2 separate regions of the Homo sapiens genome follow, and region 2 is linked to region 1. A link is an interaction called in ENCODE POLR2A ChIA-PET data of the cell type or tissue named here. Cell type or tissue: MCF 10A. All regions are shown on one strand. Each heading gives the region's core, and the rest is flanking DNA. Links, peaks and the distances in the headings are about the cores only. Region 1 holds the start of RNVU1-15 (RNA, variant U1 small nuclear 15). Region 2 holds the start of RNVU1-2A (RNA, variant U1 small nuclear 2A).

The links. ChIA-PET counts read pairs that join two places held together with the same protein. Peaks named below come from ENCODE experiments on the same cell type or tissue, not always from the same donor. Only the 100,000 strongest peaks of a DNase experiment are listed, where the experiment ranks them.
Region 2: POLR2A ChIA-PET joins it to region 1 with 32 read pairs; 24 of 35 experiments call an interaction of 5 or more read pairs at or near these places.

What each region holds. Positions count from the first base shown.
Region 1 is chr1:144,404,025-144,419,473 of GRCh38, forward strand. RNVU1-15 (RNA, variant U1 small nuclear 15) reads left to right here and starts at 8,552; the gene lies at 8,552-8,716. It overlaps TRN-GTT3-1 (tRNA-Asn (anticodon GTT) 3-1), which reads left to right and starts at 15,243; the gene lies at 15,243-15,316. RefSeq lists enhancers at 8,451-9,159, 9,026-9,713, 9,714-10,403, 14,482-14,983 and silencers at 8,477-8,826, 8,651-8,945, 15,292-15,351. In MCF 10A, for the core only: no CTCF peak of the experiment used is centred there; DNase peaks (open chromatin) are centred at 8,228, 8,657 and 9,144.
Region 2 is chr1:144,543,681-144,559,129 of GRCh38, forward strand. RNVU1-2A (RNA, variant U1 small nuclear 2A) reads right to left here and starts at 8,263; the gene lies at 8,099-8,263. LOC105379574 (a long non-coding RNA gene) reads left to right here and starts at 8,535. Exons shown (of 2, transcript XR_001737761.2): 1 at 8,535-8,978. In MCF 10A, for the core only: no CTCF peak of the experiment used is centred there; DNase peaks (open chromatin) are centred at 6,971, 8,101 and 8,561.

The DNA of each region.
Region 1 (15,449 bases), core at 5,025-13,024:
TGCCTATAACATCCTTCTAGGAAACCAATCTGGTGCTTGCTCTATGGACTATGCAATCTCAGGCTTGGAGGTAAGAAAGAATGTCCTTTCTTGGCAGAGCAGGGACACCGAGACATTGGATAACTTTTATTAAAAAGGATACATTTGCATTATAAATACTGCAGATGAAATCAGGTAGAGGTGAACGGACTGGTTTGGTCTGCTCTAAACTGAGCTGTTAAACATGTAAAAGTAAATTTAAAGCACAAGGGCTTTATAAATCTATAGATAGACGTAAACTTGTGAGCCTTAGTTTATTGTTTCATCAAAAAAATACTAGGAGGTCATTAAATATTAATCAACACTTCTTAGATCTGTGCAAATAAAATGGATCAAATTAAAATGTAAAATCAATAGTACTGATTAGGAACATTGTTCAGCAAATGGAGGTAGACAAACATGTCCTGTAGAGAAGGAAACATGACCGCAAGATGAAGTGTAAAAACCAAAGTGACATCGGGGCCTGACACCATTGTCGGCCCGTTCATCATGTCCCACTGCTGAAGAAACAGAGAAAAAAAAACTCTGCACTCTGACATAAAGAAACAATAAAAGGGTCTCTCTGTCTACCTGCAGTCCTCCAAATGAATAAAACCTTGAGCATTTCCTGAGAGTTGCTAACTCCTTAATGAAAATCACTTTATCCTTGACTTTACAATGCTGTTTATTGTCTGAAGATATGTCATGAACTTTCTGAATACAATAACCATGATAAAATTGCAGTTTTCTGCCATGAAGAGATTAATATAAGCCCTATTGTCTTCATAATATTGTTTGTCTTAAAAAGTTCTATTTTTTTAATTTTTTGGGCAGTTCTTTTGAAGAATGACTTCCTCACATTTCTTTGCAAGTAAATGTCTCCTTCTGCTTATTTTTCCAACATGCTTTTGTTTCTGAGCCTTTCTTTCATGCTCTATACACACAAATCAGCAGGAGATAGTACCTGCAGCTGTATTTGGAGTTTACTGCCTCAATGTTCACTTTCAATGAAAGAGCGTATTTCTTAACAGAAGACCAGAAATTCATGCTGAACCAATAAATTGTCCTCTATAGTTTTCATCTGCAAGGAGGATTTAAATATTTCTAGCTCAGTAGTTCAGCCCTGAAGATTATTTCACCCCCACTGCTAATCCCGACCTAATCTGTTTTTGTGTTGTTAATGCTCCTATATACTAGCCAGGTCCGTAATTCTGTAACAGGCATAATTTCTTAATATTTTAGGCCATGTGTTAATTTTACTATTTCTTAGCCATTTTTCCTCAATAGTTTTAAATTGCATCCCTGCTTACTCTCCCTTTTACTGGACGGGCTTCCTCTGTTTACTAATACAATTCCCCAAATTGATTCATCCACTTGTTGAAATACCTAATTTTAGGCCCTGCACTGACAGCTTGCCTAGGCTTATACTTGTTGTGTTTGGTGTTGCAGTCTTCAGATTCTAAAAACACCATCTAGACCTTACATTACCTCCAGCCAGGGCTATTCCCCCAGGGCCTGCCTTAAGAAGCAGATTTCTTTTCATGTTTCATCTTCTTCCCATTTATTTCATTTCATGACAGTTAGAGAAGCTGTATACTAACGTGACAAATGCTAAGTTAGCAGAGAAAAACGTTATTTCAGGATAAGTTCAGGGAAAGCTTTTTGGAGGAAAGTCAGCTCACATTAGTCCTGATGATGGATAGTGTATAGAGACTACAGATGATGGAACGATGAAGTGGAAACTCGAGTGGCTACATACGGACATTCCACATAGAAGCAGTGTGAGCAAAACCACCAAGACAGGAAATGAGATGGAATTGATAAGGCAATGCAAATAATTCAGGTTATTTAGATCATCAGTGTTGGGGGAAGCTGGGTTTATGGGAATCAATCGTTAATCAGAATGTGAGCACCATTGGTTTGGTAATTCATGGAAGAGGTTATCATTCAACAGGGGGAGTGGCTTCTCGATTATAAACATGTCTGAAGGTCACTGAACATCAAGGCTAGCCTTCAGTTAAAATCTTATTAAAATTATACTGACCTCTGATGACCTTCAGAGAGCTCCAGCTAGATGGATTGATGATAAGAGAAATTTGAGAAGGCAATGGGGCAAATCTTTGTGCAAATCTCTGTTATGTCATATATCTAAGGCTTCTGCTGGATCCAGTGATTTGTTTGTTCTGACTGTAGTACAAATCTATTAGAACAATATATCTAGTTATAATAAATGACAGAGGGCATTGAAGCAGATGCAAGAAGCAAAATATACAGGTGTAAAGACAAACTATATTAGGCCTCCCATCAAGCTTCTCTAATATTTTCACAGCACAGCCCTGCCTGACTTCTCTCTATCTGGGTAGGCCCCTTCTGTTTGCTAAACCAGTTCTCTGATGTTGACTACCTGATTCTCTAGTCCTCAAGTTGACTCATCCTGTTTATTGAGAGTGACATTTTTAGACTACTAATAATATTTATATGTAAGAAAGAAACTGGGTTTTTATATAAATATATAATCTTTTCAAATAAAAGATTATAATCAAGGAACTGTAAATAATAGAAAAATTACATAACGTTTCCCTATTTGGGGATTGGTTAAATGCAATATTATAGAAGTCTGAAAAAATAATGACTGTATTACAAAAGAATATAAAAATAATTGAAGACTAGGAATTATGTCTACCAACTAATTCAGTCATTTGGCTGTTTATTCTCATTTGAACAGTAGTGGATTAAGAAAAAAACAAAAAGACTTTCGACTTCCATCACAGGGAGAAAAGGATCAAGTACACATTAGAGAAAGCTGATGGCAATGATTTCTAGTTTCCGTTTCTATTTTCTGTCAATTAACCATCATTTTGGTAAACAGCCTTTTTAAATGTCTTTTCTTTTAATTTTTAAATTTTTACTTTAAAGACAGGGTCTCACTATGTTGCGAAGGCATTGGCCTCAAACTCATGGACTCAAGTGATCTTCCTGCCATAGCCTCCCTAGGTGCACATCACCATACCCAGCTATTAATGTCTTTATAAAAGCATTTTTAACCCTACTGGTCTAGCTATTGCATCAAATAAATAGCTAATTCCATTGACGAAGGATTAGGGACTCACGAGTGAAAATAAATGTTTTATTTGGATAATGGCTACAAAATCTCAACAGTCAAAATAAATAAGAGATTAAAGCCATGATGATGACTTAAAAGATAAAGTTAGGTAGAAATGTGAACTAAGGGAAATGACTCAACACATTCAGCAACACAAAACTGTGGCCTAAATTCACTCTGACAGTTGTTATGCTATCTCCTGCTGCCCGAGTAAAGTAAGTTATGAACAAGACACATGAAGGAGATCAGGCAGACATATGGTCAAATGCTTTCTGTGCAATATGTCTGTCTCCATATTATCTTCTCTGTCTCATTGCACTTTGGACATTTTTATTCTTCCTGCAGATCTATTTTTATGAAGCAATGTGATTTAAATGAAAAAAGCACTGAATTCTCAGTCAGATATTTGAGTTCTAGTTGAAGATTTATCACCTAGTGGTTATGAGATTTGGGGCAAATTGCTTAATCTCTCTCTTTCTTTACCACTTCGTTTGTAAGTTTTCTTGCCTCCCTACAGGACTGTATAGGGGATCAATCAATGTTGAGTTGAAGGCAACATGGTTTAAGTTGGCTTAATGGAGAAGTGGTAAATCACTTAAACGGGTAGAACAACACAGTGTAGAGGATGTTGGGCTGCATGAGGAAGTGTGGAAAAAAAGCATGCCATGAAAATATCATCACAATCTCACATTTCTTCGTTTATTTGCACACTCTGAACACCTGCATGTGATAAGGACTGTGCAAGGTTCTCAGGATACCCAGGTAAAAATCACCACTTCTGCCAGTCTTGACTTTGCAAGCTTGAGGAGCAGACCTGGAGGAATTTGGCTATTACCACACCAAAGTTGTTACTCACATTCCCTTTGACATATGGTCTCAGGAAAAAATGAAAAGAGTAAAAAAAAAAAAAAGTCCTTCATTTTTGAAAGGAAAAGTCATAATTAATTTCTAGAAGGAGAAAGAAAAAAAGAGATAACAGTGTGTGAAAATGCTTAGAAAATGCTAGAGCACTACAGAAAGACAACGTGAGATTATGTCTAAGAGTAGCTTGGTTATTTTGCTTTTGTTGACAAAGTATACCTCCTTCATTTTCATAGTTGTCATAATTCTTTCCATGATTTTCTTAGTGGGTTTGTTTAGGAGAAACTGTATTCTTTCTTTATTCATCTAACTCTCCTTAACTCCAAAAGATGCTTCTTAGGATAACATTTTAAAAGGATATACATTACGCACATTTTTAATGCTTCTATACAGGACTGAAGGCCAATATTACCATGATAATAAGGCATGTAACAAAAATTTGTTCTGCAAAGAGTGAGAAAGCGTGAGGGAAAACACAGTGCAGGATTCTATGCTGTTGCCCAAGAACCCAGACAGGCAAGTGAAATAATAGAGCAGACATTTCCTGAGGCTGTGGTCGATATGATTAGGAAATAGTGGGTAAAAATGGCCTCTAAACTATATACACATGAGAAGATAGATGTGAAAGCCCATTGCAAAGGCAATAAAATTATGCAAATATAAAATATCACTATTAAAATGTATGATGAATTGACGTGCCATGAAAACAGTTCCAGTGCTGGGCCAGAAATCAGGAAACGTGGGCTTTTGGTTTCTCACCATTAAAATGAAGAAGTTGGATTTATACCCAAGGGCACCTTGTGGGCTGTATGGCTTCTAAGTAACTGGTCATAACAAAAGGGACACAATCAGGTCAGTTTCAAACCAAGAATAAAATGGGAAATTAAAGAACTGAATTGGCTACTTTCTGCTCAAATGATTGTTAAAAATAAAGTTTAAAAAAAGCCCCAAGGACTATGCAGTGCAGTGAGCAGAGGCTCCCGATATTAAAAAGAAAACAAGGAAAATGGATTCCTGGTGATAGAAGTGGTGTGGGGGAAGACAAATAGTGTGGCTGCAAATGGAACAATATGCAAAAGAAAAGTAGCTAAATATAGCTCTTTTTTGGGAAAGAGATTGTGTCTAAGTCCATCAGTGGAAAGGCAACTTAATTGTTGTATAAGTCTGTTCAGGTTGCCATAACAAGATACCATACACCAAGTGGCTTAAACTATAGAAATGTATTTCTCACACTTCTGGAAGTTGGGAAGTCCAAGATAAAGGTGGTAGCAAAGCGGATTTCTTTCTAAGGTCTCTTCCTATGGCCTGTAAGTGGCTGTAGATTCACTGTGTGCCCATGTGACCATTTCTTCGTGCACCAGGGGGAAGGCGGACAAGCAAGCTTTCTAGTGTCTGTCTTCTTGTAATGGCATTAATCTCAGCATGAGGACACCACTCTCATAACCTCTTTTAATCCTGATTACCTCTCAAAGGCCCCAGCTGCATAAATCATCACAGTAGGTGTTAGGGCTTCAACGTTTAAGTGCGGGAGTTGGTGTTCACATTTCAGTCAATTGAGGTGGCAATTGAAATGAGAAAGGAAAACCATAGTTACTAGAGAGAACGGTTGTCTTGGGGAGGATCACTGGACAGAACTACGGTCCTGTCCAGGTTGTTATGGCAACCTGAACAGACTTATACAACAATCCAGTCCTAGAGGCAATACAACTTCTCTGCTGATTCCAGATTCTGAGCGCCTCTCAGTCCTTGGTTGGGTTGTTTTGATCCTGTCCATATTATATTTATAAATATTCTCTTCATAAAACTCTCTTTAGGCCGGGCGCGGTGGCTCACGCCTGTAATCCCAGCACTTTGGGAGGTCAAGAGATCGAGACCATCCTGGCCAACGTGGTGAAACCCGCTCTCTACTAAAAATACAAAAAATTAGCCGGGTGTGGTAGCGGGCGCCTGTAGTCCCAGCTACTCGGGAGGCTGAGGCAGGAGAATGGCGTGAACCCGGGAGGCGGAGCTTGCAGTGAGCCGAGATGGCACCACTGCACTCCATCCTGGGCGGCAGAGCGAGACTCCGTCTCAAAAAAAAAAAAAAAAAAAAAACACAACTCTCTTTAAATCACACATCCGAGTGTGCCCCTTGTTTCCCACCAGAGCCAAGACTGAATGAGATGATTTCTTAAGGTCAGGTTGATGTCCTAATCCAGTTGTGCTGCTATAACAAAATACCACAGAGTGAGTAACTTATAAACAACAAAAATTTATTGCTCACAGTTATGGAGGATGGTCAGTCCAAGATCAAGTTGCCAGCAGGTTCAGTGTCTAGTGAAGGTCCATTCCTCTGTCATCCAGGCTGAAGTGCAGTGTTGCAAGCTTGGGTCACTGCAACCTTCACCTCCCAGGCTCAAGTAACCCTCCCACCTCAGCCTCCTGAGTAGCTGGGACCACAGGTGCTCACCACCATGCCTGGCTAATTTTTTTTTTTTTTTTTTTTTTTTGTAGAGATGGGGTTTCACCATGTTTCCCAGGCTGGTCTCAAACTCCTGGACTCAGGCAATCTGCCAGCCTCCTGAGGGAGTGCTGGGATTACAGGCATGAGCCACTGTGTCCACCCCCAAAATTCTACTCATATATATGCATAATTACATAGTTACCAGCCGTTATTTTCTGATACTTTGACTGGCAATTGGTTGAAAGAGTTTATCTAAAGACCTGGAATCCATAGAAGGCAGTCTCTGTGTTAAGGGGTTGTTCTTATTATGCAGATGAAGCCTCCAGGTAGCAGGCTTCAGAGAGAATTGATTGTAAATGTTTCTTATCAGACTTAAAAAGGTGCCTAGATTAGGGAAAAGGCCTGGAAAGGGATTCCCTATAGCATGTAGACTTTCCCCACAAGAGACAACTTTGTAGGGACATTTCAAAATATGATAAAAAATGTATTTTAGGGTAAAATATTTTCATTTCTTTCAGGGCCTGCTATCTGTCATGTAATGCTACACTAGAGTCAGCCTGGAGTTTGGTGTCTTATTGCTACAAAAAGTCTTGAGATCGCTGTTGTAATGTCAGTTGGGCCTGGTCGGATGTGCTGGTCAGTTGTGCCTGAATTCCAAAGGAAGGAGGGTATAATGAGGCATATCTGACCCCTACTTCCCATCATGGTCTGAACCAGTTTTTCAGGTTAACTTTGGAATGACCCTGGCTGAGAGGAGGGGTGCATTCAAATAGTTGAGGGGCTTGGAATTTTATTTGTGGTTTACACTATAGAAAGTATTTTTCCAGTATTACCTGGACAATGTGTCTCCCTGTCAGTATCCAGGAATGGCACCTGGATCAAGCATTTAGTGTTCAGTTGCTACACTCTCACCTAATCCCTCATTTTCAATATTTTGCCATGTTTTCCAGTGACCCAACTGGCCACCATGTCACAGACTTTATGGTCTCCAAGGGAGACCCCTCCATTTCATGTTTTGTGATTTGAGCAACAGACTGGAATCTACTTGAAATTTGCAAATGGTCTTTGACTTGGGCTTTCCAATTTTGCTCTACTTCACAGTGTTTTCTGGGTTATATACAAGGGAGATGATCCAGTCATTTGTTAAGCGCCTCAAATAAGACATGCCCTAGATGTTTTTTTGTTTGTTTTGTCAAATTGGGATTATTTTTGTGTCTTTGGAGAATATAAAATACTAACATGAGGTAAGCACTAAGGTTCTGAGATGGCCGTGGAAGAGATGACAAACTCCATCACCATGCCTGAGAGTGTCCAATCGTCTCTGCGGGGGCCACATATTTTTGTATTACACTGTATTTGAAATAACAACAACAACAAAAAACCCTTCAAGATTCATAAAATTGGACAACTGTCTTTGTAACACTTCTAGTGGTAAAACCAGTAAGGATGGCTAGTTTGCAACCCATCTGAGCAGCCTCTCTGGTTTCATAGATATGTTTTCTCTCTGACATTGAATGGCTTTCAACTTGAAACGGAATGCTACATCACAAAGATAAACAGGTTTGAAAGGAACCGGTTTTCCTTGTAATCCTAAACGTTCAAGTCTGCGCATTAAAAGACATTATCTGAAGAAGGGTGCACAAGCTTCCTGTTGGCCGCCAGAAGGGTTCTCTGCAGGACACAGATCAAGTACCACAGTCTTAGGGGGAGACCAGACGTGGGATCTCTGCGCACCTCCCCAAAGGACAATGGCAGGAGGAAAAGGAGAAAGAGACAGACGTCACTTCCTCCGCCAGCTCCGGCAGCGGGTTGATCGGCTGAGTCGGCGGAGGGTGGGGCGGAAGAGCAGACGGTGTCTGGGAAAGGCGCTGTCGGTGACATCACGGATAGGGCGATTTCTATGTAGATGAGGCAGCGCAGGGGCTGCTGCTTCGCCACTAAGGAGTTCCCGTGCCGTGGGAGCGGGTTCAGGACCGCTGGTCGGACCTGAGAGTCCCAGCTATGTGTCAGGGCTAGGAGGGCTGGGGGCGGGGGGGGTGGGGGGGGGGGGCGTGCGCGGGGCAAGTGACCGTGCGTGTAAAGGGTGAAGCGTGTGAGGCTGTGGCGGGGCGGAGGTGCAAAAGCTCATACTTACTTGGCGGGGGAGATACCATGATCACGAAGGTGGTTTTCTCAGGGCGAGGCTTATCCGTTATGTTCCGGGTGTACTGACCCCTGCCATTTTCCCCCAATGTGAGGAACTCGACTGCATAACTTGTGATAGTAGGGGACTGCGTTCGCGCTTTCCCCTGGTGCTTCTGTGGTGCGAATAGTAGGTGAGCCGTAAGTGTTTTTGTAACTCAGGGTGCGGGCTCGTGTTTTGTGGCTGTGTTCTGTCCGGTCAGTTGTTTCCGTTCGCAACGGTTAGTTTTCCTTTGTGAGGCCATGTTTGGGGACAGCTTAGAACTATCCACTTACTCTCTTGGGAGGCGAATTTCAGTCTCTGTTGGTTGGGGTGTTCTCCCAGGTTAGCTGCCGCGGTACTTGCTAGGTGGAGCTCAGGGATCAAGGGTCGGGAGCTTTCTGGTTTGTTCAGTGCTCCCAGGGCTTCTAACATCTCTTAAAAACTCTGGTGTTTTCTGTCATCCTCGGAGTTACCTCTTAGCCTCTGTTTTTTTTGTTGTTTTTTCCCCCCCTCCCTAAGACAAGTCTCGCTGTACCGTCCAGGCTGGAGAACTGGCGCGATCTTCCCATCTCAGGCTCCCGAGTAGGACAACCGCACGCCACCACACCCGGCTAGTTTTTTCTCTTTTTTTTTTTATTTTCTTTTCTTTCTCTTTCCTTTCTTTTTCTTTTTTCGTAGCAGTTTCACCATTCTGCTCAGGCTGGGCTCCACCTCCTGGGCTCAAGTGGTCCGCCCAGCCTTCTGAAGTGCTGGGATTGCAGGTGCGATCCATCTTGCCCTGGCAGCTCCTGCTTTTCACCACAGCATTCACGGGAGTTTGTAGGATTTCTGTGCTGGGGAAACGTGTACTCAGTTAATAGAGCCAGGTGGAAGTTGTACTCAGAACTGGTGGTTTTCTTTGGAATGAAAACCGTGCATGTTGGGGGCTCTTAGTGTCCCCGTTCGGTTGTAGGCATAACACCCTTGCTTTGTGTAGGGGGAGGGCTTTGCCCGTGCCCTGGTGCCCCGGCGCAGGGCATCGAGGCCTGCAGATCAGAACCGCAGTCTAACCTATGTCTTGGCGGAATACCCTGCTAAGTCTCCCTGGAATGTAAGATGGGAGGTCTTGTGAGGAGGTTTCTACAAGTAAGAAAACAAATTTCCATTCGGTTTTTATTGACAAAATTGAAAATTATAATAACTGAGTCCAGCCTCTCAGATGACAAATGTCTTTTGCACTGAGAGCTGGGAACCGCCGCTTGCCTCAGCTCCTGCGTGCAGGTGCAGCCCTCGCTTCCCTCCACACTTTCTCCAGCGGGTGTCAGTTCCTCCACAAGAGACAGACAGCGTTCTGCAGAACCACAGCGCTCAAGGCCTTCGAGAGCCAAAAATCTCGGAGCGAGCTGCCCTGTCCTGGCTGTACCTCACGACTGACCTAGAAATGGCCTTTGCTGGGAGCAAAGGGTAGGGGGGAGATGGTCGTCGGAGCTGGGGCCTGTGCACTGGACCAGGTTGACCCACGGGAGGGGAGGTACCCAGAGTTAGAAGGGGGCCAAGCACTGAGACCTCACCATCCTCAATCTCCAAAAGGACTCAGAGAGATGCAGAGACTGAGACAAGCTTCCTTTTTTAAGGAAAGAGAAAACTACTGAGGAAGGCCCCAGGGACTCTGAACCAAAATCCAGACTTTTTTTTTTCCACCTGCAGCTTTTTGTTTTTATTTTTGCTTGAGAAGGTGTCTCGGTCTGTTGCCCGGGCTGGAGGGCAGTGGCGCAATTTCGGCTCATTAAAACCTCCATCTCCCGGGTTCAAGCAATTCTCCTGCCTCGGCCTCCCTAGTAGCTGGGACTGCAGGTGCCCGCCATGACGCCCGGCTAATTTTTGTATTTTTATTAGAGACGAGGTTTCACCATGTTGGTCAGGCTGGTCTCAAACTCCTGATCTCAAGTGATCCACCCACCTCAGCCTCCCAGAGTGCTGGGATTACAGGTGTGAGCTACCGCGCCCAGCCCGCACCTGCAGCTTAATCCCATTTCGCTGGTGCAACTTCATCCTTCCGTATGCTCAGGCCAATAAACAGTACTGTAGGCTGGTCGTTCTTTGACCCCCATACATCCTATTGGTCGGAAAATTATGTTTTCTCTTTGGTTAACCGCAGACTTTGATATGCACACTCTTTCTTGGTCTGAAACCCACCCAATAGTCCCATACGTAGATTTTTGGATAAACATAGAAATGGACCCTTCTGATCTGAAAGTTTGAAACTCGATATTTGTTTTATTTGAGTTCCTTCCTTCAGGCCTCTCAAAAAAGATATCAAAGAACTGAAAGTCACCCAGACAATGAGACGCCGGACCCCTCATTCATCCTGATTGCTTCCTTGCCCCTCCCTAGTTCCTGTTTTCTTTCTTTTCTTTCTTTTTTTTTTTTTCTTTTTGAGACAGAGTCTCCCTCTGCCTCCCAGGCTGGAGTGCAGTGGCGCTATCTTGGCTCACTGCAAGCTCCGCCTCCCGGGTTCACGCCATTCTCCTGCCTCATCCTCCCGAGTAGCTGGGACTACAGGCGCCCGCCACCACGCCCGGCTAATTTCTTTTCGTATTTCTAGTAGAGACGGGGTTTCACCGTGTTAGCCAGGATGGTCTCGATCTCCTGACCTCGTGATCCGCCCGCCTCGGCCTCCCAAAGTGCTGGGATTACAGGCGTGAGCCACCGCGCCTGGTCTAGTTCCTGTTTTCTTACACATTGTCACATTCTTTCCCTGCCATCTAAGCCTCTAATTTTGGTTGGTCAGGGAGATGGATTTGAGACTGAGTTCTCATCTCCTCCGCTGCAGCACCCTATTAAAGCCTCTTCCTTGGCAATAACCGTCTCAGTGATCGGTTTTCTGTGTGGCAAGCAGCGGGAACCCCAGTTCTCTGAACTTTGGCAAAGGAATCTCCTGATAAAGGCGGGATCGATTTTACTGACCAAGCTGAAAACGATCAGACGTTTGAAAGCCTTAATCTCGGAGCCTGTCGGAGTTTGGTCTGCCCTTGAGGCTTTTCTTTGGGCCTACCAGTCAAAATCAGCCTGGCCAAACCTGTCTTCAAGGACCAGGGGCAGGGCCGGCTTCTCCCGCCGGGTCGGCAGCCACCTTCCCCTTCCCTGTGACTTGAAGAGAAGCTTCAGGGGGCGTTTATTCAATTTGCGAGGAGCCCGCGAGGCGCAGGTGCGCGGTGACTCTGTGGTTCCCACCACACCCGCTGCCCTCTTTGGTCCTCTTTGGTCCTCTCGCTGTCACCGGCGGGCAGTAACGTTCCGGGTGAGCTAGGGCTCCGAAGACACCAGGCAGGGAGGGACCAGTGGGTAAGGGCACCGCCCGTTTAGGTCCTGCGCAGGAGGGATCCGAAAAAGGTCTTGAAGAAATAGAAAGGGAGGGCCAGATGCGGTGGCTCACGCCTGTAATCCCAGCACTTTGGGAGGCCGAGGTGGGTGGATCACGAGGTCACGAGTTCGAGACCAGCCTGTCCAAGATGGTGAAACCCTGTCTCTACTAAAAATACAACAAGTAGCCGGGCGCGGTGACAGGCGCCTGTAATCCCAGCTACTCAGGAGGCTGAGGCAGGAGAATCTCTAGAACCCAGGAGGCGGAGGTTGCAGTGAGCTGAGACTGCCCCGTTGCACTCTAGCCTGGGCAACACAGCAAGACTCTGTCTCAAATAAATAAATAAATAAATAAATAAATAAATAAATAAATAAATAAATAGAAAGGGAGAGTTGGAAGTAGATCAAAGAGAAGAAAAGAAATCCTAGATTTCCTATCTGAAGGCACCATGAAGATGAAGGCCACCTCTTCTGGGCCAGGTCCTCCCGTTGCAGGTGAACCGAGTTCTGGCCTCCATTGGAGACCAAAGGAGATGACTTTGGCCTGACTCCTAGTGAGGAAGCCATGCCTAGTCCTGTTCTGTTTGGGCTTGATCCTGTAGCACTTGATTGTCTCTCCTGGACTTTCCATGGATTCCAGGGATGCAACTGAGAAGTTTGTTTTTAATGCACTTACTTGAAGTAAGAGTTATTTTAAAACATTTTAGCAAAGGAAATGAATTCTGACAGGTTTTGCACTGAAGACATTCACATGTGAGGAAAACAGGAAAACCACTATGCTAGAAAAAGCAAATGCTGTTGAGATTGTCTCACAAACACAAATTGCGTGCCAGCAGGTAGGTTTGAGCCTCAGGTTGGGCACATTTTACTTTAAGTGCACTGTTGGTGGAACTTAAGGTGACTGTAGGACTTATATATACATACATACATATAATATATATACATATTTATGTGTATATACACACACACACACACACACACACACACAGGGTCTTGCTATCTTGCCCAGGGTGGTCTCCAACTCTGGGTCTCAAGCGATCCTCTGCCTCCCCTTCCCAAAGTGCTGGGATTACAGGTGTGAGCCACCTCGCCCAGGCCATTTTAATTTTAATTTAATACTTTTAATTTGAATACACAATCCAAAAATCATATAACAAGTACAGGAAACCCACTTTATGCCAAGTTTACAAAAACAGGAAAGATATGTCAATGACAAAGCGTCAAAGTGGCAACATCCTAAAGTACTGAGAGAAAAAAAGTTATTCTAGAATTCTATGCCAAATTGAAATATCTTTCAAAAATGTGACTGAAATCAGGACATTTAAAGACATACAAAAAAATGACAGAATTCACCGAACCACACTACAAGAAATATTAAAGGAGTCCTCCAGGCCTAAGGATAAGGATACCAAACAGAAATCTGAACCTACACAAAGAAATGGAGACGACTGAAAATCGCTATGTACGTACTTGGATGTTGGGGTTTATAACATGTCCAAAATCAAATTCCCTGACAACACTAACATAAAGGCCAGAAGGGGAGGTATAATGTCACTTGATGGCAGACGGATAAAGATGTATTCTAGGGACCCTAAAGCCATCACTGACATAACAAAAGAAAGAGTTACAGCTAATAAGCCAAATAAGGAAAGAAAATAGAATGATATATAAAAAAAAAACATGTAATCGCTGGGTGCGGTGGCTCATGCCTGTAATCCCAGCACTTTGAGAGGCCAAGGCAGGCAGATCACTTGAGGTCAGGAGTTTGAGACCGGCCTGGCCAAAACGATGAAACCCCGTCTCTACTAAAAATACAAAAATTAGCCCGATGTGGTGGCTCGCGCGGACCTGTAATCTCAGCTACTTGGGAGGCTGAAGCAGGAGATTCGCTTGAACCCGGGAGGCGGAGGTTGCAGTGAGAGCTGAGATGGCGCCACTGCACTCCAGCCTGGGTGACAGAGCGAGACTCTGTCTCAAAAATAAATAAATAAATAAATAAACAAACAAACAAACAAACAAAAACTGTGTAATCCCTATGCTGGAGCAACTGCTCTCCAGGCCTCTACCCTATAGAAATACACAAATGGCCAATGAGAAGTGTACAAGAATGATCACTGCCGAATTATTTGCAATCATAAAATAGTAGCGCCAAAGTAATTTCAAAGATACATGAAAATCGTTTTATTTATTTAACAAACACAAACAATTGAACAAACAATGGAAGCAAGTCCTTTTGCCTAAAGGAACACAGAGGGTCATGCGGATGTTGCTCCTCCAAGGATTTCGGTGTTCCCCAACGGCTAGTTTTGGGTCTAGTTCTTCTGGAAGATCTTATTCTTGGGGAGCTACAGGTTCTGGCGTTTGGGGCTCTTTCAGGTTCTATCTCCATTTTCCCCTCAATTCCTCCCCATTCTGCTATAATAAAAAAAAATTCTCACCTCCGGAAGATCCCGCCTGTGCCTCCCCGCCAGCCTTTCAGGAGGTCTGGACGTCTGGTCCACCGCTCCCCGGCTTCTTTCCCCGCTTTTGCTTTTCCCCTCCCCTGCTCCCGCCCTCCGGCCTCAGGACCCGACCACCGCCCAGCTGAGCCCCCGCGGCTCCACGGCGCAGAAGGGGCACTGGAGGCCCTGCCCGTTGCCGCCCCGCGGGGTGCCAAGAAGTCCACGTAAATAAATGCTTTGTAAAAGGAACTTCCCCATGGAAAAATCTCTCATGATTTCCATTCTCAAGGCTCTTCAAAGGACTAAAAGCTAAAAGGATGGATTCATTCGACAAGTCCTAGTCCTGCGCCCTGGTGAGTGCCAGACCCTGCTCCCCGCGAGGGGGACCCACGAGCCACCCTCACCACGATCCCTGCCCTGGTGGAGCCCCCGTGCGGAACACAGGATCCGAAGATGGCAGCGGAAGCTCCGCAGCGGCCCCAAAAGCGACTGGGCAGGGAGGGCACAGGCTCCCTCACTGGGTGAAGGCGGCGCGAAGAACGGGAAGAGCCATCCCGGGAGCCACCGGGCGTTCAGCCTCCCTAGGGCCCCCAGGCGGCTCGGGCCGGGGTCTCAACCGGGACGTTTCCGGGGGGTTTCTGAAGCAGGCGAGGGGCAGGGCGGGCGAAGGCCATTCGGCTATCCTTCTGGCTCCAGAATCTCCCAACGCGCAGGTGTCCAACGTGACCAGCGCGACTTACCGCTCCAATCTCTCCGGTTTTCCAAGGCCTTGCTCAGTCGTCCTGCCGGGCGGGCCCTGAGGTTGCAAGGGACGGAGGAAGTTTCGTGCGTGCGCCCTTCCTATAGCGCCCAGTAGAACTGACAGTACCTGTCTCTGTGGCGCAATCGGTTAGCGCATTCGGCTGTTAACCGAAAGGTTGGTGGTTCGAGCCCACCCAGGGACGCTTGTTTGAGCTTTTAAAGTATTCATGCATTGTCAATCACTAGATAAATGGGGAAGATTTTATCTTCCTGGAGTCCTAAGCCACTAATTTGTGACTTATCCATGTCAAGGGCCAGACCACCTCCCCGACCGGA
Region 2 (15,449 bases), core at 4,226-12,225, 140 kb after region 1:
AAATGTTAACAATGAGTAAGAAAACAGGAACTAGGGAGGAGCAAGGAAGCAATCATGATGAATGAGGGGTCCCAGCATCTCATTTTCTGGATGAATTTCAGTACTTTGATAGCTTTTTTGACAGGCCTGAAGGTCATTTCCTGAGGAAGGAACTCAGATAAAACAAATACTAAGTTTCTTTCTTTTTTTTTTTTTTTTTGAGACGGAGTCTTGCTCTGTCGCCCAGGCTGGAGTGCAGTGGCGCGATCTCGGCTCACTGCAACCTCCGCCTCCCAGGTTCATGCCATTCTCCTGCCTCAGCCTCCCGAGCAGTTGGGGCTACAGGCACCCACCACCACACCCAGCTACTTTTTTGTATTTTTAGTAGAGACGGGGCTTCACCGTGTTAGCCAGGATGGTCTCGATCTCCTGACCTCGTGATCCACCCGCCTCGGCCTCCCAAAGTGCTGGGATTACAGGCGTGAGCCACCGCACCCGGCCAACAAATATTAAGTTTCAAGCTGTAAGACCAGAAGGGTCCATTTCTAGGTTTATCCAAAAAAGCTACATATGGGACTGTGGGGTGGTTTTCAGACCAAGAAAGAAAAAGATTGTGCAGACCAAAGTCTGCAGTTAACCAAAGAAAAAACATAATTTTCTGACCAATAGGATGTATGGGATCAGAGAATGACCAGGCTATAGAAGAACCGTTTTTTGTCCTGAGCATAGGGGAAGGATGAAGTTGCACCAACTAAGGTGGAATTAAGCTGCAGATGGGGAAAAATCTGGATTTTGGTTCAGAGCCCTGGGGTCTTCCTTGAAAGAAGAACCCTGTTTCGGTTTCTGCCTCTCTCTGAGTCCTTTTGGAGGTTGAGGATGCTGAGGTCTTGGTGCTTGGCCCCCTCTAGCCCTGAGTACTTCCCCTCCGGCAGGGCAACCTGGCCCAGTGCCCAGGTCCCAGCTCCAGCGACCATTTCCCCCTACTTTGCTCCTAGCAAAGGCCTGAAGGCCTAGCGGTTCCTGCAGAACCCCTGTCTCCCTCTTTTGGATAAAGCAGAGAGGAAATGACCTGTGTGGAGGGAATCAGGGGCTGCATCTGCACGGAGGAGCTGAGGCAAGTAGGGCAGTTGCGGTCTGTCAATGTAAAGGACATTTGCCATCCAGGAGGTTGGGCTGTTATTATTAGTTTTTAAATTCGTCAATACAAACTTCAGGGAAATGTGTCTTCTTACTTGTAGGAACCTCACAAGACCTCCCATCTTATATTCCAGGGAGAATTGCTGCGTATTACACGAACACATAGGTGAGACTGCCATTCTGACCTGCAGGCCTCGATGTCCTGTGCAGGGGCACCAGGGCACTGGCAAAGCCCTTTCCATACAAAGAGCAAGCGTGTTATGTCTACAACCCAATGGCACCAGTTCCAAGTACAATTTCTACTTGGTTCTATGAGCTGAGTACATGTTCCCCCCAGCACAGAAATCCTACAAACTCCCATGAATGCTATAGGGAAAAGCAGGGGCTAGCCAGGTGTGATGGATCATACGTGTAATCCCAGCAGTTTAGAAGGCCAAGGCAGGGCAGATCACTTGAGTCCAGGAATTGGAGACCAACCTGGGCAACATGGCGAAACTTCAACTCTTAAAAAAACAAAACAACAACAACAACAACAAAACAAGAACAGAAATTAGCCGGCTGCGATGGCTCGTGCCTGTGCTACTCCAGAGGCTGAGGTGGGAGGATCGCTTGAACCAAGATCCCACCAGATACAGTGAGACTCTGTCTCAGGGAAAAATACAAACAAAAAAAAGAGGCTCTGTAAGAGGTGACTCTGGGGACAATGGAAAAACACTAAGGTTTTCAAGTGGTGTTAAAAGCCAGTAGGCCTTGGGGACCACTGAGCAATCTACAAAGCAGGGAAGCCTAGATCCCTGAGCTCTGCCCGCCAAGTACCACCACAGCTAACATGAGAGACCTCCCCCACAGAGACTGAAATTTGCCTCCTGAGGAAACAAGTGACTACAGACATCTGTCCCAGGACAGTAAACAAGAAAATAAGGTCTCACAAAAACAAAAACAGCTGACCACACCATACAATCACTGAGACCGGGCCTGCGACTATAGATGAAAAAAGCAAATGCTGTCTATTATTCATACCATGAAAGACCAGGGGAAAGCACGAACGCAGTCCCCTACTACTGTTGCGGGAATCAGGAGAACAAAGAGACCAACGGGTGGAACAGAAGGATTTTATTGAGTGCACTCGGGCCTAGCGTGAGCCCCGAAGAAAGACAGGGGGCTTGACTTTTATACACACTTCTGAAAGGGGGTTGGCTAGTTTGAATGGTGCAGCAGGAATTTGATGGTGCGAAACTCGCGGGGCAGGCAAGAGGGCTTACAGAAGCAGAAAGAAGGCAGTTAATCAAACTGTGACAGGTCTTGCAACGCAAGCACAGCTGGTAACCTTGCAGCTGCACTGAATGGAAATCAGGAACTTACAAAACTTGAATAATGACAAGTGGCAAGGGGGAAAGACAAGGCAGTAAAGACATTTGTTGTTTTTCCTCTTATACTTGCTGGGGGCGGACCGTGTTGACAAAGTCGCTGGAAATCACTGTCAGAGATGTAGCTTTTAGGATAGTATTGTCCAGGATCTGCTAGGCTCTATCCACTGCAGGCCTTGGTGGGGGGGGAGGGGGGGCCTGCGAAGCACAGGAAAACTTGTCTTTTCGTTGTAACTTCCGCTTCGTTACTACAAGTTACGCAGCTGAGCTTCCCACGTTAGAGAAAATGACAGAACAGCACACTTGAAATGAAATAGTTGAGTCGGGTTTAAAAGCCATTTCAGTAACCACAATATCTGCCCTGCCACATAAATAAGATTGCACCTATCTCCGCCCCGCCACAGCTCCATACGCCTCACCCTTTAAACGCACAGTCACTTGCCCCAGCACCACTCCAGCCAATCCCCAACCACCCCGAGCCCTCCTAGCCCTAACACACAGCTGGGACTCTCATGTCCAGCCAGTGGTCCTGGACTTGCTCCTACAGCGCGGGAAATCCTTCGTGGCGAAGCAGCAGCCCCTGCGCTGCCTCATCTACATAGAAACGCCCTATCGGTGATGTCACCGACAGTGCCTTTCCCAGTCTCCTTCTGCTCTTCCGCCCCACCCTCCGCCACTCAGCCTACCAACCCGCTGGGGGAGCCGACGGAGGAAGTGACGTCTGCTGTCCCACCTCTCCCTCCCGCCCTTGTCCTTTCCGGAGGTGCGCCCAGACCCCGCATCTAGTATCCCCCAAAGAAGCGACTACTTAACTTGTGTCCTGCGGAGGACCCTTCTGGCGGCCAGCTGGAAGCTGTGCGCCGGTCTTCAAATAGTGGCTTTTAATTCGCAGACTAGAACATTTAGGATTACAAAGAAAACCGTTTCCTTTCAAAGCTGTTTATCTTTGTGAAGTAGCATTTTGCTTAAAATTGGAAGCCTTTGACTATCAGAGAGAAATCATATCTATGAAACTAGAGAGGCTGCTCAGATGACTGCAAACCAGCCATCCTTGCTGGTTTTACCAGTAGTAGTGTTATAAAGAATGTTGTCCAATTTCATGAGTCTCGTAGGTTTGTTTTTTTGTTTTTCAAATACAGTATTGTACAAAAAGGAAGCAGAATGTGGTTGCTGTCACAATGTAATGCCTCTCTGGGCCTGAGAATTTGGAAAGGCTCACACTCCTCATAAAAGTTCTCTTCTTTCCTCATTCTCCCTTTAGATAAAAAGTCTTTTTTTTTTTTTTTTTTTTTTTTGAGACGGAGTCTCGCTCTGTCGGCGGGATCTCGGCTCACTGCAAGCTCCGCCTCCCGGGTTCACGCCATTCTCCTGCCTCAGCCTCCCGAGTAGCTGGGACTACAGGCGCCCGCCACGACGCCCGGCTAATTTTTTGTATTTTTAGTAGAGGCGGGGTTTCACTGTGTTAGCCAGGATGGTCTCGATCTCCTGACCTCATGATCCGCCCGCCTCTGCCTCCCAAAGTGCTGGGATTACAGGCGTGAGCCACCGCGCCCGGCCAGATAAAAAGTCTTTCTTGAAAGCATTGTTGATCAAAAGCTGTATCTCTCCTTGCCAGAAAGGCTCATTCCCAGATAGTCCTGTCCCACACTGGGGGCAGGGGAGGAAAGGAGCCCTCTCACTAAGGAATTTTTAACAGTGCCCAGAAGCTGAATTGGCATCACAGAATTGGGGGCGGGGGGGGAGACAGAGAGATCTCGGCCAATTCTATAGTTGCTGTCACTTGTTGAATCATCTCTAGTCTTCAGAGTACCATGAAAACAATGAGAAATACATAACATTAATAATTTGACTAGTGGAGATATAATGCACACAAGAATGATAATCACAAAGAGAATCTATATCCCGAAACAGTAAGGGAACCTATTCCATTAGGCAGCCAACTGAAAACATCAGGGAAAACATCAAATACCATTTCTTCTTTAGTGATTTATTGTAGCCAAGTGGCTTCCTTTCTAATTTTTTTTCTAGAGAAGGTTCTACTGCATGGGAAACATTTATGTATATGCAACAAAAGGTATTTGCCACCACACATACATCTCCCTGCTCAGCTAAATATATCATCTAAAGTGATGTGATTACCTAGTACAACCTTAGCCAGTGAATAAATAGCTTTTTATTGAGCTGCAAAAGAGGCCGCAGTTTCATCAGCAATGTTTTTCTTTCTTTTTTCTTTTTCTTTCAGAGACAGCGTCTGTCTCTGTGTCCCAGGCTGGAGTGCAGTGGTGCCATCATAGCTCACTGCAGCCTTCAACTCCTGGGCTTAAGTGATCCTCCTGCCTCAGCCCCCGAGTCACTGGGATTACAGGCCAGAGCCACCATGCCTGGTTTTCATCAGCAGTGTTTCCTGAGGTTACAGAAAGATTTATAATCCTAGGAAGAAACACTCCCTTGAAGCAAAAGTGCTCTCCCCGCAAAAATGCAAGGAGCTATCTTCTTGATAGCCGGGCAGATAATTCTCAGGTTTTGCCCCACTGAATCTCTATCTAAAATAGAGCAGTGGTCATGCCTAGTGAAAAGTTAGAGGGCCTAACGTTTAAATCTGTAATCCATCTTGAATTGAGTTTTGTATAAGGTGTAAGGAAGGGATCCAGTTTCAGCTTTCTTCATATGGCTAGCCAGTTTTCCCAGCACCATTTATTAAATAGGGAATCCTTTCCCCATTGCTTGTTTTTCTCAGGTTTGTGAAAGATCAGATAGTTGTAGATATGTGGCATTATTTCTGAGGGCTCTGTTCTGTTCCATTGATCTATATCTCTGTTTTGGTACCAGTACCATGCTGTTTTGGTTACTGTAGCCTTGTAGTATAGTTTGAAGTCAGGTAGTGTGATGCCTCCAGCTTTGTTCTTTTGGCTTAGGATTGACTTGGCGATGTGGGCTCTTTTTTGGTTCCATATGAACTTTAAAGTAGTTTTTTCCAATTCTGTGAAGAAAGGCATAGGCATTGGTAGCTTGGAACCAACCCAAATGTCCAACAATGATAGACTGGATTAAGAAAATGTGGCACATATACACCATGGAATACTATGCAGCCATAAAAAATGATGAGTTCATGTCCTTTGTAGGGACATGGATGAAATTGGAAACCATCATTCTCAGTAAACTATCGCAAGAACAAAAAACCAAACACCGCATATTCTCACTCATAGGTGGGAATTGAACAATGAGATCACTTGGACACAGGAAGGGGAATATCACACTCTGGGGACTGTGGTGGGGTCGGGGGAGGGGGGAGGGATAGCATTGGGAGATATACCTAATGCTAGATGACACGTTAGTGGGTGCAGCGCACCAGCATGGCACATGTATACATATGTAACTAACCTGCACAATGTGCACATGTACCCTAAAACTTAGAGTATAATAAAAAAAAAAAAAAATTAAAAAAAAAAAAAAAAAAAGAAAAGTTAGAGGGAACTCGCCCAATGTTGGGTTTCTTCAGATATATGTGTGTATATATATATATTTATATATATGTGTGTGTGTATATATGTGTATATATATATATATATCTCCAAATATCTTAAAGACACTGCCCTTCATCATTCCATGCCATTAGACATTTATAGGACCATGCATGGTGATCTCCTCCACACAAAAATAAATGCTGGTGCAGAACAGGTAAGTGTACTATAAATTGAGTACATCAGCTTTTGGGCATTTTAAACCATTGGTCACACACGTTGGAGCAAGAGGGCAGGTTGATAGCAAGAGGGAGTGTTTCTCTTTCAGTTTTCCAATAGCAAAGTGATGTTTGCCACTGTCATTTCAGAGTGAGGTGACAAATTTTTGTTGTTGTTTGGTTTTGTGGGGTTTTTTGTTCGTTTTTGAGACAAGGTCTCACTGTCCCCCAGGCTGGAGTGCAGTGGCACGATCAGGGTTACTTTTGCCTTGACCTCATGAATTCAAGCAAACCTCCTTACTAATCCTCCTGAGTAGCTGGGACTACAGGCACGTGACACCACACCCTGGGGTGTGAACTGGGATTTTATATTTTCAGTTGGCTCCCTAATGGAATAGGTTCCCTTACTATTCTGGAATACAGATTGTCTTCATGGTTGCCATTCTCGTGTGCATTATATTTCTACTAACCTGCTAATTTTTTTTTCTTTTTTCTTTTCTTTTCTTTTTTTTTTTTTTTTTTGAGACAGAGCCTCACTCTGTTGCCCAGGCTGTATTGCATGCAGTGGCAGGATCTCAGCTCACTGCAATCTCTGCCTCCTGGGTTCAAGAGATTCTCCTGCCTCAGCCTCCTGAGTAGTTTGGATTACAGCCTTGCTGACATACACCACCACGCTGGGCATTTTTTTTTTTTTTTTTTTTTTTTGGTATTTTTAGTACAGACGGGGTTTCGCAATGTTGGTCAGGCTGGTCTCGAACTCCTGACCTCAGCTGATCAGAAGTAGGTGAGGTCAGAAAACGCACCCTGGGAGAGGCTGGCAAAATGCCCAGAACGGCCATCGCTAGGCCTGGGGTTTTCTTCTGTACTGAAATACTACTATTCATGTAGTGCGGGGACAAAACCAATTAGATACTTCTGGGAGTTAAAAAGAGATGAATTTACAGTGCCATTTGAGAAGGGGTATTAAGGAATTTTCCAGGGTACTGACGCGTGTCAGGTGCAAACTGCAGGTTCGGAGAGAGCTAAGTATTTTCTGTCCATGAAGGTGATAAGGGGGGTCTTGAAGAAAGAGGAAGGGGGGAGGACACTGGCGCCAGAAATAGGAAAGGGCTGCTTGGGGGTGGGAAGGATGGGTCGGGGTGCTATCTAGAAAGCTGCCTGGCAGTGGATGTAGGATGTAGAAGCGAGACATCAAACAAGAAGCTGTCGCTTAAATAAAGTCTGAAGATAGACTAGATATGTAAACGGCAGGAGATAGTAGGGAAACTGGACCCGTCTCCTCATAAAACTTCCCGCCTTATGTTTCAGGGAGGACCGCAGCGCATTTCGGCCAAGACAGGTGAGACTGCGGTTCTGACCTACGGGCCTCGATGAATTGCGTTAGGGCACCTGGGCTCCGGGAGAGCCGTTCCACTCCACAAAGTAAGCGTGTTATGTCTGCAAACGAACGGGGACACTAAGAGCCCCAAAGGCCCTGCTTTCATCCCAAAGAACAGCCCCCGTCTGCGTAGTTTGTACCTGGCTCTGTGAGGTGAGAACACATTCCCCGCTAGCACAGAAATCCTACAAACTCCTGAGGGGGCTGCGGTTAGAAGCAGACGCTGTGTAAAAGGGGACTCTGGAAGCTAGAGAAAAACACGAAAATCTTCACAGAGCGTGAGAACCCAAGACGCTGGAGACCGTGGATCAATTTCTGCAATAAGCAGCCTTATGTTCAAAGGGAAGAGCTATGCAGTCTTCGCGCTGGTTAGCCTAGGATAAACCGGCTGACACTCCTTACTTCTCCAGCGAGAAAGACAGCGACATGCCACTTCCTATTTTGCAGGCTTCTGACTGTAACAGTAACACTTAAGGGCACCACAAAAAACACAAACCAATGAAAGAAAGCAGTAACAAGGAGCGTACGGTCTATTTTTGAAACCAGAAAAAAAGAAATCAGGGAAAAGCACGGACACAGCCCCCCACTACCACAAATTATGCAGTCGAGTTTCCCACATTTGGGGAAATCGCAGGGGTCAGCACATCCGGAGTACAATGAATAAGCCTCAGCCCTGGGAAAACCACCTTCGTGGTCACGTTATCTCCCCTGCCAAGTAAATATGAGCTCCTGCACCTCCGCCCCGTACGCCTCACCCTTTACACGCACGGTCACTTCCCCGCGCACCCGCGAGCCCTCCTAGCCCTGACACACAGCTGGGACTCTCAGGTCCGACCAGCGGTCCTGAACCCGCTCCCACGGCACGGGAACTCCTTCGTGGCGAAGCAGCATGTGGCGAAGCGCAGCCTCTGCGCTGCCTCATCTACATAGAAGTCGCCCTATCCGTGATGTCACCGACAGTGCCTTTCCCAGTCCCCGTCTGCTCTTCCACCCCAACCTCCGCCAACTCAGCCGACCAACCCGCTGCTGAGCCGGCAAAGGGAAGTGACGTCTGTCTCTCCCTTTTTTCTCTCCCGCTCCCTTGTCTGTTCTCTCCCAAAGAAGCTGGTCCTTAGCTTCTATTGCGGAGCAACCTTTCGGCGACCAGCTGGAGCCTGGGCACCCTTCTTCAAATAATGGCCTTTAATTCGCAGACGAGAACGTTTAGGATGACAAAAGAAACTTTTTTTTCACGTCCTTACCCTTGTGATGAAGCATTCCGCTTACATATATATATGTAATGTTGGGTTTCTTCAGATATATATATATATATGTATATGTGTATAAATATCCAAATATCCTAAAAGACACGGCCCTTCATGATTCCATGCCATTAGACATTTATAGGACCATGCATGGTGATCTCCTCCACACAAAAATAAATGCTGGTGCAGAACAGGTAAGTGAAATTGAGTACATCAGCTTTTGGGCATTTTAAACCATGGGTCAGAAATGTTAGGGCAAGAAGGCAGGTTGACAGCAAGAGGGAGTGTTTTTCTTTCAATTTTCCAATAGCAAAGTGTTGTTTGCCGCTGTCAGTTCAGAGTGAGGAGACAATTTGTTGTTGTTGTCTGGTTTTGTGGGGGTTTTTGTTTGTTTTTTAGTTTGTTTTTGAGACAAGGTCTCACTGTCCCCCAGGCTGGAGTGCAGTGGCACGATCAGGGTTACTTCTGCCTTGACCTCATGAATTCAAGCAAACTTCCTTACCAATCCTCCCGAGTAGCTGGGACTACAGGCATGTGACACCACACCCTGGGGTGTGAACTGCGATTTTATATTTTCAGTTGGCTCCCTAATGGAATAGGTTCCCTTACTATTCTGGAATACAGATTGTCTTCATGATTATCATTCTCGTGTGCATTATATTTCTACTACCCTGCTAATTTTTTTCTTTTTGAGACAGAGTCCCGCTCTGTCACCCAGGCTGTATTGCAGTGGCAGGATCTCAGCTCACTGTAGCCTCCACTTCCCGGGTTCAAACGATTCTTTTGCTTCAGCCTCCTGAGTAGCCACCTGGCTAATTTTTGTGTTTTTAGTAGAGACAGGGTTTCACCAGGTTGGCAGGCTGGTCTCGAACTCCTGACCTCAAGGGATCGACCCGCTTCAGCCTCCCAAAGTGCTGGGATTACAGGCATGAGCTACCACGCCTGGCTCTCAAACCATTTTAAGTAAGCAAAGGCAGATTTGTCTGGCTTTTTAGTACATTGCTGAATTATCCTCCAATCTATATTTTTAGGAAGGACCTGGGGAATGGCAACATGCACATATTTGGCTAAAATGTGAACCTTTCATGTTCTGCTTGAAAATCCTTCCAATTTGCCTTTTGCAACCAGTTAGTGGCCTTGCCTTCTTCACCAGAATGTGAATTAATTGATAAAGGCCAGAATATTTGGGCTCAAAGGTTTCGACAGTTAAGTCGAATTTTCTGCCAAAGCCTATAGGATCTTGGAGCCTGCTTTAGAAACAGAAGAACGAAATGTGTTTAACTTTAGATCAGGGAAGTCCTTTATTTTTTTTTATTTATTTTTATTTATTTATTTTTTTTGAGATGAAGTGTTGCTCTGTTGCCCAGGCTGGAGTGCAGTCGCGCGATCTCGGCTCTCTGCAAGCTCCGCCTCCCGGGTTAACGCCATTCTCCTGCCTCAGCCTCCTGAGTAGCTGGGACTACAGGCGCCCGCCACCACGCCCCGCTAATTTTTTGTATTTCTAGTAGAGATGGGGTTTCACCGTGTTAGCCAGGATGGTCTCCATCCCCTGATCTTGTGATCCGCCCGCCTCCGCCTCCCAAAGTGCTAGGATTACAGGCGTGAGCCACCGCGCCCGGCTATAATATTCTTAATTCACATTTTGGTGAAGCGGTGTACACAATGGTAGGCTCCCCTCTTCCTGTGGGTTTGGGTTTTACCTTGAAAGGGGCTGTCAGAACAGAAGTTTCAGGGAAGGGGCCAGAGCCCTGGGGACTTTCCTCAGGTGATGGTGATGGAAGAAGAGGCAAGGCAGGACAGGAAGGCTCAGGTAAGAAAGACTATGCAGGTGCAGGGGCAGGAGGAGAAGGAGCAGTTGGAGGCGAAAGAGACAAAGCCTCCTCAATATTTCTCAATTCAGAAAACGTGTCAGTTTACCTCCTTAAGCTTACTTCCTCAATGGAGGCAATTTTCTTAGTTCTTTTTTTTTTTTTTTTTTTTTTTTTTGAGATGGAGTCTGGCTCTATTGGCAGGCGGGAGTGCAGTGGTGTGCTCTCGGCTCACTGCAACCTCCGCCTCCCGGATTCAAGCAATTTTCCTGCCTCAGGCTCCCGAGAGCTGGGACTACAGGAGCCCGCCATCAAGCCCGGCTAATTTTTTGTATTTTTAGTTGAGACGGGGTTTCACCATGTTGGCCAGGATGATCGCCATCTCTTGACCTCATGATCCGCCCGCCTCGGTCTCCCAAAGTGCTGGGATTACAGGCCTGAGCCACCGCGCCCGGCGCAATTTTCTCAGTTCTTTTAGAAATTTTAGAAATTTAGAAATTTGGAAATTTCTAGGTCTCATTGCAAGTAAGTCTCCCATTTAATTTGTCTTGTTCTAAAACCAAATTTCTCTCTCTCTCTCTTTTTTTTTTTTCCTTCAGACAGAGTCTCACTCTGTCGCCCAGGCTGGAGTGCAGTGGCGCGGTCTTGGCTCACTACAACCTCTGCCTCCCAGGTTCAAGCAATTCTTCTGCCTCAGCCTCCTGAGTAGCTGGGATTACAGGAGCCCGCCACCATGCCCGGCTAATTTTTGTATTTTTAGTAGAGACAGGGTTTCACCATGTTGGCCAGGCTGATCTCGAACTCCTGACCTCTGGCTCCCAAAGCGCTGGGATTACAGGCGTGAGCCACCGTGCCCAGCGTAACCAAGATTATTGAGCCATTCTAATTTGTCAAAAGAGTCACATTGATTTTAAAAAAAATAACGTAATGGGCCAGGTACGGTGGCTCACGCCTGTAATCCCAGCACTTTGGGAAGCCGTAGGGGGCGGATCACGAGGTCAGGAGTTCGAGACCAGCCTGAGCAACATGGTGAAACCCCGTGTCTACTAAAAATACAAAAATTAACCGGGCGTGGTGGTGTGTGCCTGTAATCCCAGCTACTGAGGAGGCTGAGGCTGGAGAATTGCTTGAACCCAGGAGGCGGAGGTTGCAGTGAGCCAAGATTGCACCACTGCACTCCAGACTAGGTGACAGAGTGAGACTCCGTTTCAAAATGAATACATAAATAAGCAAATAATAATGTAATGAACGTTTTCATCGTTTACATATTAAATAGATGAAGGGGTGGCCTGCCCCTCCATACTTGTGGGCGTTTCTCATCGGGTGGAAGGAGAGACTTGAGAAAAGAGAGAGACACAGAGACAAAGTATAGAGAAAGAAAAGTGAGCCCAGGGAACCGGCGCTCAGCATACGGAGGACCCGCGCCGGCACCAGTCTCTGAGTTCCCTTAGTATTTATTGATCATTATCGGGTGTTTCTCGGAGAGGGGGATGTGGCAGGACAATAGGGTAATAGTGGAGAGAGGGTCAGGAGGAAAACATGTGAACAAATGTCTCTGCATCATAAACAAGCTAAAGAAAAAAGTGCTGTGCTTTTGATGTGCATATACAGAAACATCTCAATGCCTGAAAGAGCAGTATTGCTGCCCACATGTCCCACCTCCAGCCCTAAGGGGGTTTTCTCCTATCTCAATAGATGGAATATACAATCGGGTTTTACACCGAGACATTCCATTGCCCAGGGATGAGCAGGAGACAGATGCCTTCCTCTTTTACTAATCCTCCTCAGCACAGACACTTTACGGGTGTCGGGCTGGGAGACGGTCAGGTATTTCCCTTCCGGCGAGGCCATATTTCAGACTATCACATGGGGAGAAACCTTGGACAATACCTGGCTTTCCTTGGCAGAGGTCCCTGTGGCCTTCTGCAGTGTATTATGTCTCTGGGTACTTGAGATTAGGGAGTGGTGATGACTCTTAACAAGCATGCTGCCTTCAAGCATCTGTTTAACAAAGCACATCCTGCACAGCCCTTAATTCATTTAACTTTGAGTGGACACAGCACTTGTTTCAGGGAGCACACGGTTGGGGGTAGGGTTACAGATTAACAGCATCTCAAGGCAGAATTTTTCTTAGTACAGAACAAAATGGAGTCTCTTATGTCTCCTTCTTTCTACATAGACACAGTGACAGTCTGATCTCTCTTTCTTTTCCCCACAATACTTACACTATTTAAATTGTTCAAAAGCATCAAAGATTCCTCTCTGCTGTCAACTTCATTCCATTTATTTTATTGTACCAAACTATCAAGACCATTAATTTAATCTACTGCTAAATCTATTATTTTTTTCATGTTAGAAATTCAACCAGAAAATTTCTCCCTAATGAAACCTCACATTTCAAGCATAAGTAGGCTGGGTGAGGTGGCTCACACCTGTAATCCCAGCACTTTGGGAGGCCAAGACAGGTGCATCACTTGGGGTCAGGAGCTTGAGACCAGCCTGACAAACATGGTGAAACCCCGTCTCTACTAAAAATATAAAAATTAGCTGTGTGTGGTGGCATGCGCCTGTAATCCCAGCTACTCTGGAGGCTGAGGCAGGGAAATAGCTTCAACCTGGGAGGCAGAGCTTGCAGTGAGCTGAGATTGCACCACTTCAGTCTAGCCTGGGCTACAGAGCAAGACTCTGTCTCAAAAACAAATAAATAAGCATAAGTAGTAAAAAAAAAAAAAAAAAAAAAAGATAAAAAATAAGGCGCAGGGTCTTGCTCTGTTATCCAGGCTTGAGTGCAGCGGGGCTATCATAGCTGACCAGCTTGGAACTTCTGGGCTCAGGCAATCCTCCTGGCTCAACTTGCCTTGTATTTTTTTAGAGATGGGGTCTTGCCCTGTTGCCCAGGCTGGTCTCCAACTGCTGGCCTAAAGCAATCCTTCTGCCTCAGCCTGTTGAGTTGCTGGGAGTACAGGTGCAAGACATGCAGCCTAGCATTGTAGTAAAACAATTTTCAACAAATTCTTAATTTTCTTTCTTTTTCTTTTTCTTTTCTTTCTTTCTTTTTTTTTTTTTTGAGTTGGGAGTCTCACTCTGTCACTCAGGCTGGAGGGCAGTGGCGCAATCATAGTTCACTGCAGCCTGCCTCAGTCTCCCAAGTAGCTGAGATTACAGTCATGCATTATCATGCCTGGCCAACTTTAAAAAATTAGCTAATACTTAAAAATTTGTAGAGACAGGGGTTTCACTATATTGCCAGGCTGGTATCCAACTCCTAACCTCAATTGATCCTCCCTCCTCAGCCTCCTAAAGTGCTGGGATTGCAGATATGAGCCACCATACCTGGCTTAATTTTCTTATTTTAATTTTATATAAGTGATTATTATTGTTCCTAAGATAATTGGGGCAGTGACTCCTTTAAAATTTTAGAGACCTAATTTGTCTATTCACTTCACTGAAAGAGTATGCCAGTTTGCTTCATGAGAAAATATCCTATATTAATAAAGCAAGAAAATTCCTTCCACCAAACTAGGGGGCATTCTAAAGAAACGAATTGTGCTAAGTAACATCACTTAAGGTGAAAACAGAGGCAATGGTATCTATTAACAATGTTTATCAGTGAAGGAAATAAACTGAAAATGTTAACATCATTAAATCCTCAGAGGGCCTTCGTTGCTGAAAATCTGAGTAATATTGTGATACCCTTTTGAGTCCGGCAGGACATTCTCTTTCCAGGGCATATGACAGTGGGCGAATAATTTCTTTTCATTCATTTTCATTAAGGGCTGAACTTCCTTAATGTTCTGGAGATTATTAAATTTGATTTGTATAGTTGTGAAAAGTGCTCATATTGCTGATTCCATTGCTTACATATGATCATATAAGTCTTTTCTCTCCTTTCTGTAGTGTGGTTTAAACTTAATCCTTAAAGGACATGTATTTGAATTTTTCAGCTGGTTAGAAACCTGAATATACCAATCAAAGAAAACTGCTCCTTACATGCTACAGATTTAGTGTTCTTCCTGTGCTAAGATGTCTTTTAGATATAGTAAATTTGTTAAAGCCAAGAGCTCCTATGGAACAAAGTTGGGTGGGAGGGGGACATTGAGTAGTAAGATCACTCTTGTAATAGAGATGCCACTCTTGCAGATATTGACAACTATTGGGCCTGTAAAATTTTTAACAAACATTGGAAAGACAAGATATGAACAACTCATCATTGCTGCAGTCTCAAATATCAGGAAATACCATTATTCTCAGGACAATAAATAGACAATAAAAAAGACTCACAGAGCAGCTTAGCTGTCATGTATTACCAAACAGGGACTGGATCCTTGTCAACACCACCCAACAGAGATTGTCCCCAGAAATTCACTTCATAACATCAAAACCAAAAACCCACACTGATGGCACAATATAATGATGCAAAAATGAGAGAGAGAGAGAGACAGAGAGAGAGAGAGAGAGAGAGGGAGAGAGAGAGAGACCTGTCCTACAGCCATACTTAGTGGGTAAAAGCCAAAGAGCTCAATTTCTGCTCATGATACTTAATAGAACAGAGGGAACATGAGCCAATAGCTCAATGGGTTCAGATCTGCACCAAGTGCCTGTTGGATGCAGAATTCTACTGTCTCCAATAATATGTCTCAGATGGACTAGTTTTTTTGTTTTTTGTTTGTTTTGTTTTTGTTTTTTATTTTTTGTTTTTGAGAGAGAGTCTCCCTCTGTCGCCCAGGCTGGGGTGCAACGGCACGATCTCGGCTCACGGCAACCTCCGCCTCCCGGGTTCAAGCGATTCTCCTGCCTCAGCCTCCCAAGTAGTTGGGACTACAGACGCACACCACCACGTCTGGCTATTTTTTTGTT